Linked DNA regions of Homo sapiens: region 1 is linked to region 2. The links are chromatin contacts, found by Hi-C or POLR2A ChIA-PET in ENCODE. All regions are on one chromosome and are shown on one strand. The core of a region is the stretch at or near the end of the contact, and the rest is flanking DNA. Distances in the headings are between cores, read along the strand shown.

Region 1 (7,184 bases), core at 4,040-6,539, 78 kb before region 2:
AACAAAAACTAATACTGCTGACTAGAATGAACTACAGGCACTGGCAAAAATCACTGACTGTAGTCACTGCACTATCATGACTATTCCTGAATGTTTGTGAAAACTTAAAAGACACTCATATATAAAACTGGGTTCTGTTTTTGCAAAAACCACAAATCAATTTGTTTTGGATTTTACCTATCTTATGGTATCCATTTACAGTCTTCACAGAGCCCTTCAAATTCCTAGGTAATATTTGCAGCCTGTTAGAAACTATACCACTACCGATGTGAGAATTCTGTATTTTAGAAAACAGAATTTACCCTCTTTTTAATTTCTTCTTGCCTTTTCTTCTGTTGCCGTTCTTTCTCTTTTATCTTCTCTGCTATTTTTTTCTTTTCTGAAATTTTTACCTCTAAAAGTAAAAAAAAGTTTTATTCAGTTATACTGAGTATTTTCCAGTTTATGGATGAGACAGACATGATACTTGTATACTATTAAGAGACCAAACCTTTCCCAGCTTCAAACAGTGATTTTTCTCACAAATAATGGGAAACTTCTGGGACTCTTCCTTCTCCTCTCTAATGTGACCCCTAAGATCCAAATATCTCTTCATATTTCCCCACCGTCCTATAGGCAGGGCTTAGATCATTCAACTATAATTAATGCCAGAACCTCTACCCTTTCCTACTAACAAGCACTCATACAGAAATACAGCAAGTATCTAATCTGATTATATTTTGAGGCGATAGAGAAAAGTTGCAGGGAAAACAGAATAAAGTGGGAATGGAAGGACACTTGGTTTCTAAATACCAAAATGTTCCATTTTGTGAGCGTTCTGTCATTTGTCTTAATACAAGTCACAAATGCTCAGCAAGACATAAAAACAAAAATGGAGGCGCCCCAGTGGCTCACCTGGTTTTACTTCTGCTTCCTCTTTTTTTTCATCATCATCGTCATCCCAGTTATCCTAAAGAAAAGGACTTCCATTAATAATTCTTGCATGTTTGCTTTTCTATGTGAACTTTATTATCAACTTGACTAACTCCAGAGAAATGTTTGTTGGTATTTTTTTGTACTGCATTAAATTTATAAATTAATGTAGGGGGAATTGACATCTTATAATGCTGAGCTGCCCTAACCAAGAATAAGAACTGTCTTTCCATTTGATCAAGTACATTTTTGTACCTTTCAGAAGTGTTTTAAAGTGATTTCCCTATTAGAGGCTCTGCGCATTTCTCTTTAGATTTATTCCTAAGTATTTCATCTTGTATGTTGCTATTATAAATAGGGTGTTTTCCTATTATGTCCTCTAGGTGGCTATTATTTGTGTATAAAAACCTATCGGCAAGACCCAGTCTCTGCAAAAAAAAAAAAAATTAAAAAATTAACTGGGCAACGTGGCATGTGCCTGTAGTCTCAGCTACTTGAGAGGCTAAGGTGGGAAGATCACTTGAGCCCAGGAGGTTAAGGCTGCAGTGAGCTATGATAGTGCCACTGCACTCTATCCTAGGCAACTCACTATCATAAAAACCCTGTCTCAAAACAAATAAACAAAAATGACTATTGGCTTTTTTATATGTTAATATCCTGCTACCTTACTGAATTCATTTATCACTTAAGTTAGATTTATCGTTGCTTCTCTAGGGTTTTACAGGTATGCTACCTTATCTGCAAACAAAAGATAGCTTTACTTCTCTACCAATCCTTAGGCCCTCACAAGTGATTTACCTAATTGGGCCAGCTAAACCTCTAGTGCAATGTTGAACAGCAGCAGAAGTAATGGGCATCCTTGCTTTCTTGATGGAAATGCCTCTATTGTTTCCCCATGAATTGCTATGCATCCCAACAAATTTATGCAATAAAATTTACCAGACTTTTTTTTTTTTTTTGAGACGGAGTTTCTTGCCCAGGCTGGAGTGCAATGTCACGATCTCAGCTCACTGCAACCTCCACCTCCTAGGTTCAAGCGATTCTCCTGCCTCAGCCTCCCCAGTAACTAGGATTACAGGCATACACCACCATGCCTGGCTCATTTATTTTTAGTAGAAATGGTTTTTTTTTTTTTTTTTTTTTTTTTTGAGACGGAGTCTCGTTCTGTCGCCCAGGCTGGAATACAGGGACGATCTCAGCTCACTGCAACCTCTGCCTCCCAGGTTCAAGTGATTCTCCTGCCTCAGCCTCCCGAGTAGCTGGGATTACCAGCACATGCCACCATGCCTGGCTAATTTTGTATTTTTAGTATAGACAGGATTTCACCATGTTGGTCACACTGGTCTCGAACTCCTGATCTCATGATCCGCCCGCCTCGGCTTCCCGAAGTGCTGGAATTACAGGCGTGAGCCACCGTGCCTAGCCCCAGTCTTTTCTTTCATTGCCTCTGGATGGATTTCAAGTCAATTAGAAAGTCTTTTCTTGTTTTTTTGTTGTTTTGTTTTGTTTTGTTTTGTTTTTGAGTTGGAGTTTTGCTCTGGTTGCCCAAGCTGGAGTGCAATGGCATGATCTAGGCTCACTACAACCTCCACCTCCCGGGTTCAAGCAATTCTCCTGCCTCAGCCTCCCAAGCAGCTGGGATTAGACATGCACCACCATGCCTGGCTAACTTTGTATTTTTAGTAGAGATGGGGTTTGTCCATGTTGGTCAGGCTGATCTCGAACTCCCAACCTCAGGTGATCCGCCCACCTCAGCCTCCCGAAGTGCTGGGAGTACAGGCATGAGCCACTTCGCCCAGCCAGAAAGTCTTTTCTTACACCTAAGAATTCACCCACAATTTCTTCTAGAATGTATAGGGTTTCATTTTTTTTTTTATTTAGATCTCTGATTTGGAGTTTTTTTCTTGTGTTATGATATGCAACATGGATCTAATTTCATTTTTTTCCCAAATGGCTACCCAGTTGTCACAGCATCATTTATTAAAAACCCTTTAATAAATAATGGTTTTTTTCCCTGGGCTATGGTTTGAATGTGTCCTCCAAAGTTCATGTGATGAAATCTCCAATCCAACAGTGTTGAGAAGTAGGGTCTTTTAGAAATGATTAGAGGCAAAGCCCTCATGAATGAATTATTAATACCTTTATATTAGGAGTAGATATCTGATAAAAGGATGAGTTCTGACACCTCCTGCAATCCTTTGTGCTCTTTTGCCCTTCTGCCCCAGGATAATAGAGCAAGAAGGCCCTCGCCAGATGCCAGCACCTTGATACTGGACTTCTCAGCCTCCATAACCATAAGAAATAAATCTGTTGTTTATACAATACCCAGTCTATTGCATTCTATTGCAGCAAAAAACATTTTAAGATACCTTGTGACTTACCATATACTAAATTTTCATATGTACTTGGTCTATTTCTGGGCTTTTGATCCTATCCCACTAGTCTACTGTCTCTCCATATAACGGTACCATACTGGGTTTTTTTGGTCTTGTTTTTTGAGACGGAGTTTCACTCTTGTCGCCCAGGTTGGAGTGCAATGGCGCGATCTCAGCTTACTGCAACCTCTGCCTCCTGGGTTCAAGTGACTCTCCAGCCTCAGCCTCTGGAGTAGCTGGGATTACAGGTGTCCACCATCATGCCGGGCTAATTTTTGTATTTTTAGTAGAGACGGGGTTTCTCCATGTTGACCAGGCTGGTCTCGAACTCCTGACATCAGGTGATCCTCAGCCTCCCAAAGTGCTGGGATTGCAGGCGTGAGCCACCATGCCCAGCCGGTACTGTTTTAATTACAGAGGCTTTACTTTAATGTCAGCTAGAGCTAGTCCTTCCTTGTAGGTTTTCAGATTTTTTAGTGTTTTCTTGGCCTTTCTTGCATGTTTTGTTTTTCCATATGAACCCTCATATCAACTTATCTAACTTCATAAGAAAGCTTCTCCATTAGCAGTTAGGACAACCTAGCTGAAATCAATAGCCTCTCTGAAAGTGATTCAGTTATTAATAAATAAAAACTGAGAGAACTTTATAGTTCTTACTTCCCCCCAAATGTAAAAAGCATCCTATACTCTGGCCAATAGCTCATTTATTTCAAGTAGTATTCCATACAACATAAGCCTGGTTAATGAATTAAGTCTATATAATTCTAAAGCCCACTATTAAAAAGGAGTCAGGCCGGGTGCGTGGCTCATGCCTGTAATCCCAGCACTTTGGGAGGCTGAGGTGGGCGGATCACGAGGTCAGGAGTTTGAGACCAGCCTGGCCAACATAGTGAAACCCTGTCTCTACTAAAAATACAAAAAATTAGCTGGGCGTGGTGGCAGACACCTATAATCCCAACTACTTGGGGGCTGAGGCAGGAGAATCACTTGAACCCAGGAGTGGGAGGTTGCAGTGAGCCAAGATTGTGCCACTGCACTCCAGCCCAGGTGACAGTGCGGCGAGACTTCGTCTCAAAAAAAAAAAAAAAAAAAAAAAAGAATCAAGGCCGGCTTACGCCTGTAATCCCAACACTTTGGGAGGCCAAGGCAGGCAGATCACCTGAGGTCGGGAATGCAAGACCAGCCTGACCAACATGGAGAAACCCCGTCTCTACTAAAAATACAAAATTAGCTGGGTGTGGTGGCACATGCCTGTAATCCCAGCTACTCGGGAGGCTGAGGCAGGAAAATTGCTTGAACCCAGGAGACAGAGGCTGTGGTGAGCCGAGATCGCGCCATTGCACTCCAGCCTGGGCAACAAGAATGAAACTCCGTCTCACAAAAAAAAGTCAACAGCTAATCAAGCCTTCATGGATCCCACTCTCTAACTCAGGGCACTTTAATCCCAGCACTTTGGGAGGCCGAGGCAGGCAGATCACTTGAGACCAGGAGTTCCGAGACCAGCCTGGCCAACATGATGAAACCCCGTTTATACTAAAAAATACAAAAATTAGGTGGGCATGGTGGTGCACGCCCGTAATCCTAGCCACTCAGGATGCTGAGGAACAAGAATCATTTGAGCACAGGAGGCGAAGCTGCAGTGAGCCAGGATCGAGCCACTGCACTCCAGCCTAGGCAACAGAGACTCTGTCTCAAAAAAAAAAAAAAAAAAAAAAAAAAAAGATCTATACTCTGTTTTTTCTATGCCTAACTCAATCATTGAGCTAAATATAAACCAATTATCAAACACAATTTTCTAAAAGCTCCACAGAACTTAGAAGGCTCAAGTTTAATAGGGACAGACACAGCCCTATGATTAAAGATGGCTTTAATCATAGGTAGCCTGGCCATTGTCTCAGCAGCCACCAGGCACACTATGACATGCCATTTGAAGCTGAGTGGCAAGATGGCAAAAGCAGGGCAAGAGGCCCTGATGCTACTAAAGAAGCAAAGGCTGACTAGTATGACTAATATGCCACAATATGACACCAAGCTTCTGGTTTCATAACACGACAGATCACAAATTTGTATCAGTCTAGGAATATAAACTAACCAAGCCTTGGTTCTTAATAAAAATCTCTAAGTCCAGTAAAGAAATTAAAAATTCAACATCCTGATTAAGGCTGTCATACAGTCTGCAAGCATAATTAAAGGAACTTTGTATTAAAAAGTAAGTGTATTTTTATATTCATCTTACTTCAGCAATTTAACCCACAGCTCGCAGTTTTAACAGATTGAAAGCAAACCAGCTAGTCATTATTTGAGTAACTGTGATACTAGAGTTAGAAATTAGAGATCAAACGTTTGTATTTCGCCGTTAGTTTGCTAAGTGCTATACATCACAGTACAAAAGGAACCAAAGAGCTAAAAATAAAAGTGAATTACTAGGCATTTTTTGTTGTTTAAATCTTCACAGAACACAGGAAGGCTGGATCTGTGAGTGATAGGGGGCAGTGTTTCAGATAGGAGGACCATTTGCTTACTTCCAGAAGATGCATATTTAAAACCCTTCTGAGAAACAGGTGTAGTAACAAGGTTAATTCTCACAACAGTCCTGTAAGAAGGTAGTGTTATTCCCCCATTTTAAAGAAAAGGAAACCCAGGCCCAGACATAGCCAACCCACAATCTCAGTGAAAAACTAAGGGACCTGCTCTGAATGGACCAAAGTTCTTTAAAGTGTCATAGGTATAAAGTTACAGTTAGAAGAATAAGTTCTGGTGTTCTATTACACAGTACGGTGATTATAGCTAATAACAATGTTATATATTTCAAGATAGTTCCATAAGAAAATTTTGAATGTTAACACCACAAAGAAATGATAAATGTTTAAAGTGATGAAATGGTAATTACAATGTATACATGCATTGAAACATCACAATATACCCCATAAATATGTACATTATTTGCCAATTATAAAAACTAATTTTAAAAAAGTTTTAAATAACTAAACATTTGACTGACCTTTTTATTGAAAATAAAATGATTTACTTTTTTAAAAAGCATGTTTTAAACACTTGCTTACAAAGTTCACGGTTTAGTAGAGTTCAATTCACTGTAATAAAGCAGCTTACAACACATCTTTAGAGTAACATGCTGAGATACATCCTTTAAATGTATACATGTAAACAGCTTCATTTAAGGCTTTAAACACAATGTTAAGGAAGGTCTTTAAAAAGCATGTTTTAAACACTTGCTTACAAAATTCACAGTCTGGTAAACAATTTAATTCGCTGGAATAAAGCAATTCCAATGCAATTCCAATGCAAAATAATAAAAATAAAAATAGTATTATAGTAAATATGACTTCTTCCCTGAGTCCTGAAGTATAAAATAACTAACTGGGAACTAAGTCCCTCTCCTGGGAACTCTGGGAATCTCATAAAGAGAAGGATTATTACACATATTAAGATATGCCCAGCTAGAGGTATACTGGTTACCAAACTTCTCACCTTAAATTGCCTGTAGTGGTTCTCTACTGATCTTTTTTTTTTTTTTGAGATGGAGTCTCACTGTGTCGCCAGGCTGGAGTGCAGTGGCGCAATCTCAGCTCACTGCAACCTCCGCCTCCTAGGTTCAAGCAATTTTCCTGCCTCAGCCTCCTGAGTAGTTGGGACTACAGGTATGCACCACCATGCCTAGCTAATTTTTGTGTTTTTAGTAGAGACCGGGTTTCACCATGTTGGCCAGGATAATCTTGATCTCTTGACCTCGTGATCCACCCACCTCAGCCTCCCAAAGTGCTGGGATTACAGGCGTGCCTGGCCCCTCCCACCTTTTTTTTTTTTTTTTTTTTTAAATGGAGTTTTGCTCTTATTGCCCAGGCTGGAGTGCAATGGCACGATCTCAGCTCACCGCAA
Region 2 (7,415 bases), core at 4,677-7,176:
CGGGTTCAAGCAATTCTCCTGCCTCAGCCTCCCGAGTAGCTGGGATGACAGGCATGTGTCACCATGCCCGGTTAATTTTTATATTTTTAGTAGAGATGGAGTTTCACTATGTTGGCCAGGCTGGTCTCGAACTCTTGACCTCAGGTGATCCGCCTGCCTCAGCCTCCCAAAGTGCTGGAATTACAGGCGTGAGCCACCAAGCCTGGCCCATTGCATTCTTTATAGCCACGTTTAGCAAGTTGGGAGAGCCAGTTCCTCTCAAGAAAGTTCTTTCTTCTTTTTTAAAACAAAGACGACAGAGTCTCACTTTGTTACCCAAGCTGGAGTGCAGTGGTGCGATCTCCACTCACTGCAACCTCCGCCTCCTGGGTTCAAGCGATCTCCCGCCTCAGCCTCCTGAGTAGCAGGGACTACAGGCGTGTACCACCATGCCCAGCTAATTTCTTGTACTTTATTAGAGATAGGGTTTCACCATGTTGCCCAAGCTGGTCTTGAACTCCTGAGCTCAGGCAATCCACCCTCTGCCCTTCTCGGCCTCCTAAAGTGCTAGGATTACAGGCGTTACAGGCGTGAGCTACCGCACCTGGCCCCAAGAAAGTTCTTGATGAAGCTGTAAAACTGTTAAATCTCGGCCTTTATATATGAGTCTTAACATTCTGTGGGTGGTGGCTCACTCCTGTAATCCTTGCACTTTGGGAAGGCGAGGCAGGTAGACTGCCTGAGCCCAGAAGTTGGAGACCAGCCTGGGCAACACGGCGAAACCCCATCTCTTATAAAATATAAAAATTAGCCCGGTGTGGTGATGCAAACCTGTAGTCCCAGCTAGCTGAGGCGTGAGGATCACCTGAGCCTCGGAAATGGAAGTTAAAACAATGCAGGTTAAAAACAATAAGATACTCTACCCCTGTAGAAAGACTAAAGTTAAAAAGACTTACAATATCAAATACTGGTAAGAATGTGAGCAAGGGAAACTGCTTGAAATTGTTAAATGGAATGTTAGACGGTGAAATAGCTGGGCAGTTTCTCAAAAGTTAAAAAGTGTCTTCAACAAATGGTGCTGGGACTTAATGAAAATGAACATGCAAAATAATGAAGATGACTTCTTACCTCACACCATCTATAAAAATTAACTCAAATGTATCAAAGAGCTAAAAGTATAAAACTCATATAAGAAAATCTAGGGATACGGCTGGGCGCAGTGGTTCACGCCTGTAATCCCAGCACTTTGGGAGGCCGGGGCGGGTGGATCACAAGGTCAGGAGATCGAGACCATTCTGACTAACACGGTGAAACCCCGTCTCTACTAAAAATACAAAATATTAGCTGGGCGTGGTGGCGGGCGCCTGTAGTCCCAGCTACTAGGGAGGCTGAGGCAGGAGAATGGCGTGAACCCGGGAGGTGGAGCTTGCAGTGAGCTGAGATCGTGCCACTGCACTCCAGCCTGGGCGATAGAGCGAGATTACATCTCAAAAAAAAAGAAAATCTAGGGATAAATCTTTGTCACCCTGATTTTGCCAATAGTTTCTTGGATATACCAAAAGCACAAGCAACAAAATAAAAAATAAACAAAGTGGACTTCATCAAAATGTAAAAGTTCTGTGTTTCAGAAAGGGTCCACAGCATAGAAGAAAATATTTGCATATCTCTGAAAAGGGACTTGTATCTAGATTATATCAAGAACTCATGGCTGGGTGTGGTGGCTCACACCTGTAATCCCAGCACTTTGGGAGGCCAAGGTAGGATGATCTCTTAAGCCCAGGAGTTTGATATCAGCCTGGGCAACATAGTGAAACCCTGTCTCTACAAAAAATACAAAAATTAGGCCTGGCGCAGTGACTCAAGCCTGTAATCCCAGCACTTTGGAAGGCCAAGGCAGGCGGGTCACCTGAGGTCAGGAATTCAAAACCGGCCTGGGCCGGTGAAACCCTGTCTCCATTAAAAATAAAAAAAATTAGTTGGACTTGGTGGCATGTGCCTGTAATCCCAGGTACTCAGGGGGCTGAGGCAGGGGAATTGCTTGAACACAGGAGGTAGAAGTTGCAGTGAATGGAGACTGCGCCACTGCACTCCAGCGGGTGACAAAGTGAGACTCTGTCTCCAAAAAGTGGGGAAAGAAATTAGCTGGGCATAGTGGCACATGCCTGTAGTCTCAGCTCCTCAGGAGGCTGAGGTGAAGGATCACTTGAGCCCAGGAAGCAGAGGTTGCAATGAACCGAGATCATGCCAAAAAAAAAAAAACCACCTCTTACAATTCAATAATAAAAATAATACAATTAAAATACCAGACATTTCTCTAAAGAAAATGTAAATGGCCAAGAAGCACATAAAAAAGATGCTCCATACCATCAGTCATTAGGGAAATGCAAATCAAAACTACGACATACTGCTTCACACTCACTAGGATGGCTATAATAAAAAAGACAGACAATTACAAGTGTTGATTGTCCTCAAGACAACTGGAATCCTCATATTTTGCTAGTGGAACTGTAAAATGATGCAACCACTTTGGAAAACAGTCTGGCAGTTCCTTAAAAAGCTAAACACAAAGTTATCATATAACCCAGCAATTCAAGCTCTTACCCAAGACAACGGAAAACAGATGTCCATACAAAAATGTATACATGAATGTTCACAGCATTCTTCATATGGTCAAAATATGAAAACAATCCAAATGTTCATTAATTGATAAATGGATAATCAAAATGTGGTATATCCATACAACAGAATATTACTTGGCAATAAAAAGGAAATAGTGATATAATATATGCCACAACATGGATGTACTTTGTTTTTTCTCTTTTTTTTTTTTTAATTTTTATTCAATTCCCAGGACACAGCCCCAGGAGATCCTGAGAACAAATGCACCATGGATGCACTTTGAAAACATGCTAAGTGAAAGAAGCCAGACATAATAGACTATGGTTTCATTTACATGAAATGTCCAAAATATAGCAAAATCCATAGAGACAGGAAGCAGATTAGTGACTGCTTAGGGCTAGAGAGGAAGGGGAAATTTAGGAGCTAGAGGTTTCTTTTGAGGGTGATGAAAATATTCTAAAGTTGAGGCAATGGTTGCACAATTCTGTGCATGTACTAAAAGCTACTGAATTTATACTTTAAATGAATGAATGAACGATACTACTATACAACATAGTGCTGTGCCTATACTTAACTATACTATATTACATATTTAAAGTTTTCTAAGATAGTAGATCATAATAAAGGGGCAGGGTAAACTCTGGGAGGTGACAGATACGTTGATGGCCTTGATGATGGTGATGGTTTCACAGGAATATATTTATCCCCAAACTCATAGAGCTGTATACATTAAGTACAGCTTTTTATATCAAAAAATAATAAGTAAATAAAAGCTTCTACACTTCAAAAAAATGGGTGAATTTTCTGGTATATAAATTATATCTCAATAAAGCTGCTACAAAGAAGTTAAGCATACATCTTATGATCCAGCAATATCAATCTTATTTATCCAAATATTCCTAACAACTTTATTTATAATAGCCAAAAAACAGAAACAACTTAAATAGACAAATTGTGGTAGACTCACACACAGGAATACTACTCGGGGAGGGGAGGGGAAGGAATCAACTACAGATACATGTGGTAACGCGGAAGAAACCAAAAAATGTATGTTGTGTGTGTGAAGGAAGCAAGATAAACTGATTATAATCCTATGAAACTCTATAATGACAGAAAGATCAGTGGTTGTCTCAGGTGATGTTGGGTATAAAATAAGGATACTTTTTGGTCATGTGCATAAATCTGTCAGAATTCAAGAAAACAAACACTTTGAACAGGTGTATTTTATTGTGTTTAAGGTTTTTTTTTGAGAAGTCAATATAGGATATAGGAGGATAAATAAAATTCTAAAAAATAGCTAGTTCACTCAAATGACAGGAAAGGAAAAGAGAAACAAAAGATGGGACAAATCCAGAATACATAGTAAGATAGAAGACTTTAAACTCAAACATATTAATAATTACATTAAATATAAATAGACAAAATATGCCAATGTAGGCCAGGCGTGGTGGCTCACACCTGTAATCCCAGCACTTTAGGAGGCCAAGGTTGGTGTATCATCTGTGGTCAGGAGTTCAAGACCAGGCTGGCCAACATGGTAAAACACTGTCTCTACTAAAAATATAAAAATTAGCTGGGAGTGGTGGCAGGTGCCTGTAATCCCACTTACTCGGGAGGCTGAGGTAGGAGAACTGCTCGAATCCAGGAGGTGGAGGTTGCAGTGAGCCAAGATTGCGCAGCTGCACTCCAGCCAGGGTGACAGAGCGAGACTCTGTCTTTAAAATAAAAAAAAAAAGCCAATGTAAATATATACACACAGGTTTTATAAAGGCTGGAAAAACATATATCATGCAAATAGTAAGTAAGAAAACTGTATGGCTATATCAATATTAAAATAAACTTCAAAATAAATAATATCACTTGAGATAATGAGATACATCATAATATTAACAAGAACAAGTCATACGCTTATAAATACATGAAGCTTCAACATACATGAAGCAAATATTGACAGATAATGAAGTAGACAAATGCACAAAAATAAGTGATTTTAACATCCCTCTCTTAATAACCAATAAAACAAGTACATGAAAAAATAAGATAGCTGACTATGCAGTCGCCATTTTTTTTTTTTTTTTTTTTTTTTGAGACAGAGTCTCGCTCTGTCGCCCAGGCTGGAGTGCAGTGGCGTGATCTCGGCTCACTGCAAGCTCCGCCTCCCAGGTTCACGCCATTCTCCTGCCTCAGCCTCCCAAGTAGCTGGGACCACAGGTGCCTGCCACCACACCCGGCTAATTTTTTTGTATTTTCAGTAGAGACAGGGTTTCACTGTGTTAGCCAGGAAGGTCTCGATCTCCTGACCTTGTGATCCACCCACCTCGGCCTCCCAAAGTGCTGGGATTACAGGCGTGAGCCACCGCGCCCGGCCACCATTCTTTTGTTTCTTTACTTCTTTAATAAACTTGCTTTCACTTTAAAAGAAGATATAGAAAATTAGAATATTATCAACCATTTGGATATAATTGATATTTATAGAATACTGCACTGAACAACTCCGAAATATCACATATATTCCCAAATACATATAGAACATTCAACAAGATAGAATATGTGCTAGTAAGTACCAAAAAATACCAAAGAAATCAAATTATACAGAGTATATTAATATTCTTGAATCGAAATGAATAATCCATGGGTCAAAATAAATCACAAGAAAAATGAAGTAATAAAAAATAAGGTATCAAAATATATGGCATATAGAGAAAGGAATACTTTAAAATTCATACCTTTAAATACCTACATTAGAAAAAAAAATAGTGTAAAATTAATGTTCTAATCAAGGAAGTAGCAAGCTACAGCCATAGGCAAAATTCAGCACACTAATTGTTTCATATGGGCAAGAAAGTAAAAATATTTTTTGTACTTATAAATGGTTGGAGGTAAATACATCAAAAGAACAATAATATTTCATGGCACATGAAAACTATATGAAATTCAAATACAGTAGTTCCCCCTTATGCTCACGTGACACCTTTCAAAACCCTCCAGTGGTTGTCTGAAACCACAGACAGTGCCAAACACTACATATACTGTTTTTTCCTCCATATATATACACCTATGATAAACCTTGAATTATAAATTAGACACAGTAAGAGATTACCAATAAAATAGAACAATTATCAGCATCACTAGTCTTGTACTCTGGGGCCATTATTAAGTAAAATAAGGATTAATTGAATACAAACAGAGTGGTATCTACACAGCTGATATGATAAACAAGAAAGCTACTAAGTGACTAACAGGAGTACAGCATATACATATGGATACTCGGGCAAAGGGATGATTAATGTCCCAGTTGTGATGGAGCAGGATGATGTAAGATTTTATCATGCTACTCAGAAAGGTGACTAATTTAAAACTTACCAATTATTTCTGAAATTTCCCATTTAATATTTTCAGACCCTGGCAACCACAGGTAACTAAAACTATGGAACACAAAACCAAAGATAGGGGGGAACTACTGTACCCGTGTCCAAAGCCATGTTCATTCATTTATGTAGCCGTCTACAGTGGCAGTTGAATAGTAGCTGCAACAGAGACAATATTGTCCACAAAGCCTAAAATATTTCTTACCTGAAATATTTATAGAAAATGTTTACTGATATCTGATTTAAGCTCTCACTTCAAGAAGCTACAAAAGTAAAAGTAAATCAAACTGAAAACAGAAAATACTGAAAATAGTGGAAATCAATTAAACAGAATGAACAGTTAATATTAAAAATCCCTTTGAACGAATAATGAAATTGATAAACCCAAGCAAGACTCATCAAAATAAAGATCAATAAATTATCTAGATCAGGAATGAAAAGAGGAGCACCATTACAAATTCTATAGACAGTATTAAATTAATAAATACCAACAAAATATGATGTCAAATAAATCAACTTAAATTCCTTAAAAACATGTATGACTAAAACAAGAAAGAGAAAAGCTAAATAATCTCATCTATATTAGAGAAACTAAATTACAGTAAAAGATACCCCACAAAGAAAATTCCAGTTACATTTTAGAAATCCCACTCCAGAATTCAACAGTGAATTCTGCCAAATATTTAAGAATGAAATAACACCAATCGAACACAAGCTCTTTCAGAAGAGGAGGAACAGTCCTCAACTTGTTTTATGGCACCAGCTTAATCTTAATCCCAAAATTTAAAAACATTACAAATCAAGACAAAACTACAGAAGAAATCCTCCATGAATACAGATACAAAAATTCTTAAAAAAAAATCCCCAGCAAATCAACTCCAAGTTACGATTTCCATTCAAAAAAAAATTTATGTACTACTCTACATTAAAAGAATAAGAGGGGCCTGCCACAGTGGCTCATGCCTGTAATCCCAGCACTTCGGGAGGCCGAGGCGAGTAGATCACTTGAGGTCAGGAGTTCAAGACCAGCCTGGCCAACATGGTGAAACCCCATCTCTACTAAAAATACAAAGAATTAGCCAGGCATGGTGTCACGTGCCTGTAATCCCAGTTACTTGGGAGACTAAGGCAGGAGAATTGCTTGAACCCAGGAGGCAGAGGTTGTGGTGAGCTGAGATCGCACCACTGTACTCCAGCCTGGGCGAGAGAGTGAGACTCCGTCTCAAAAAAAATAAAATAAATAAATAAATAAGAAAAGAATAAGAGAAATCTGAAGCCAAAAAGCCTTTGAGAAAACTCAACAACAAAATAAAAACATTTTACAAACAGGAATAGAAAAGAACTTCCACCAACTAATAAAAGATAACTAAGAAAAACATCTAGCTAACATCATACCTAATGGTAAAACAAATTCTCTTCCCCTAAGGACAAGGCAAGGGTGTTGTTCTC

What was found. A loop is a pair of places that touch in the nucleus more often than their neighbours do. ChIA-PET counts read pairs that join two places held with the same protein, here RNA polymerase II (POLR2A). Pooled maps may share reads with other maps.
Region 1: a loop to region 2 is called in a pooled map, with 4 times the contacts of the local background. The contact joins two enhancer-like sites. A Hi-C loop is called at or near these places in 3 of 50 pooled maps. POLR2A ChIA-PET finds 5 or more read pairs at or near these places in 7 of 52 experiments (H1, MCF 10A, Panc1 and 4 more).

The regions. Positions count from the first base shown.
Region 1 is chr15:44,544,641-44,551,824 of GRCh38, reverse strand. It overlaps EIF3J (eukaryotic translation initiation factor 3 subunit J), which reads right to left. Exons shown (of 8, transcript NM_003758.4): 3 at 895-949; 4 at 303-394. Among named protein-coding and RNA genes, the nearest start is that of EIF3J, 11 kb to the right of the region's middle. Within about 2 kb of position 5,289, at least 6 of the 41 ENCODE cell types and tissues checked have a DNase peak (open chromatin) inside an H3K27ac peak, as active enhancers do.
Region 2 is chr15:44,467,367-44,474,781 of GRCh38, reverse strand. All of the region lies in intron 2 of CTDSPL2 (CTD small phosphatase like 2), which reads right to left. Among named protein-coding and RNA genes, the nearest start is that of CTDSPL2, 43 kb to the right of the region's middle. Within about 2 kb of position 5,926, at least 3 of the 41 ENCODE cell types and tissues checked have a DNase peak (open chromatin) inside an H3K27ac peak, as active enhancers do.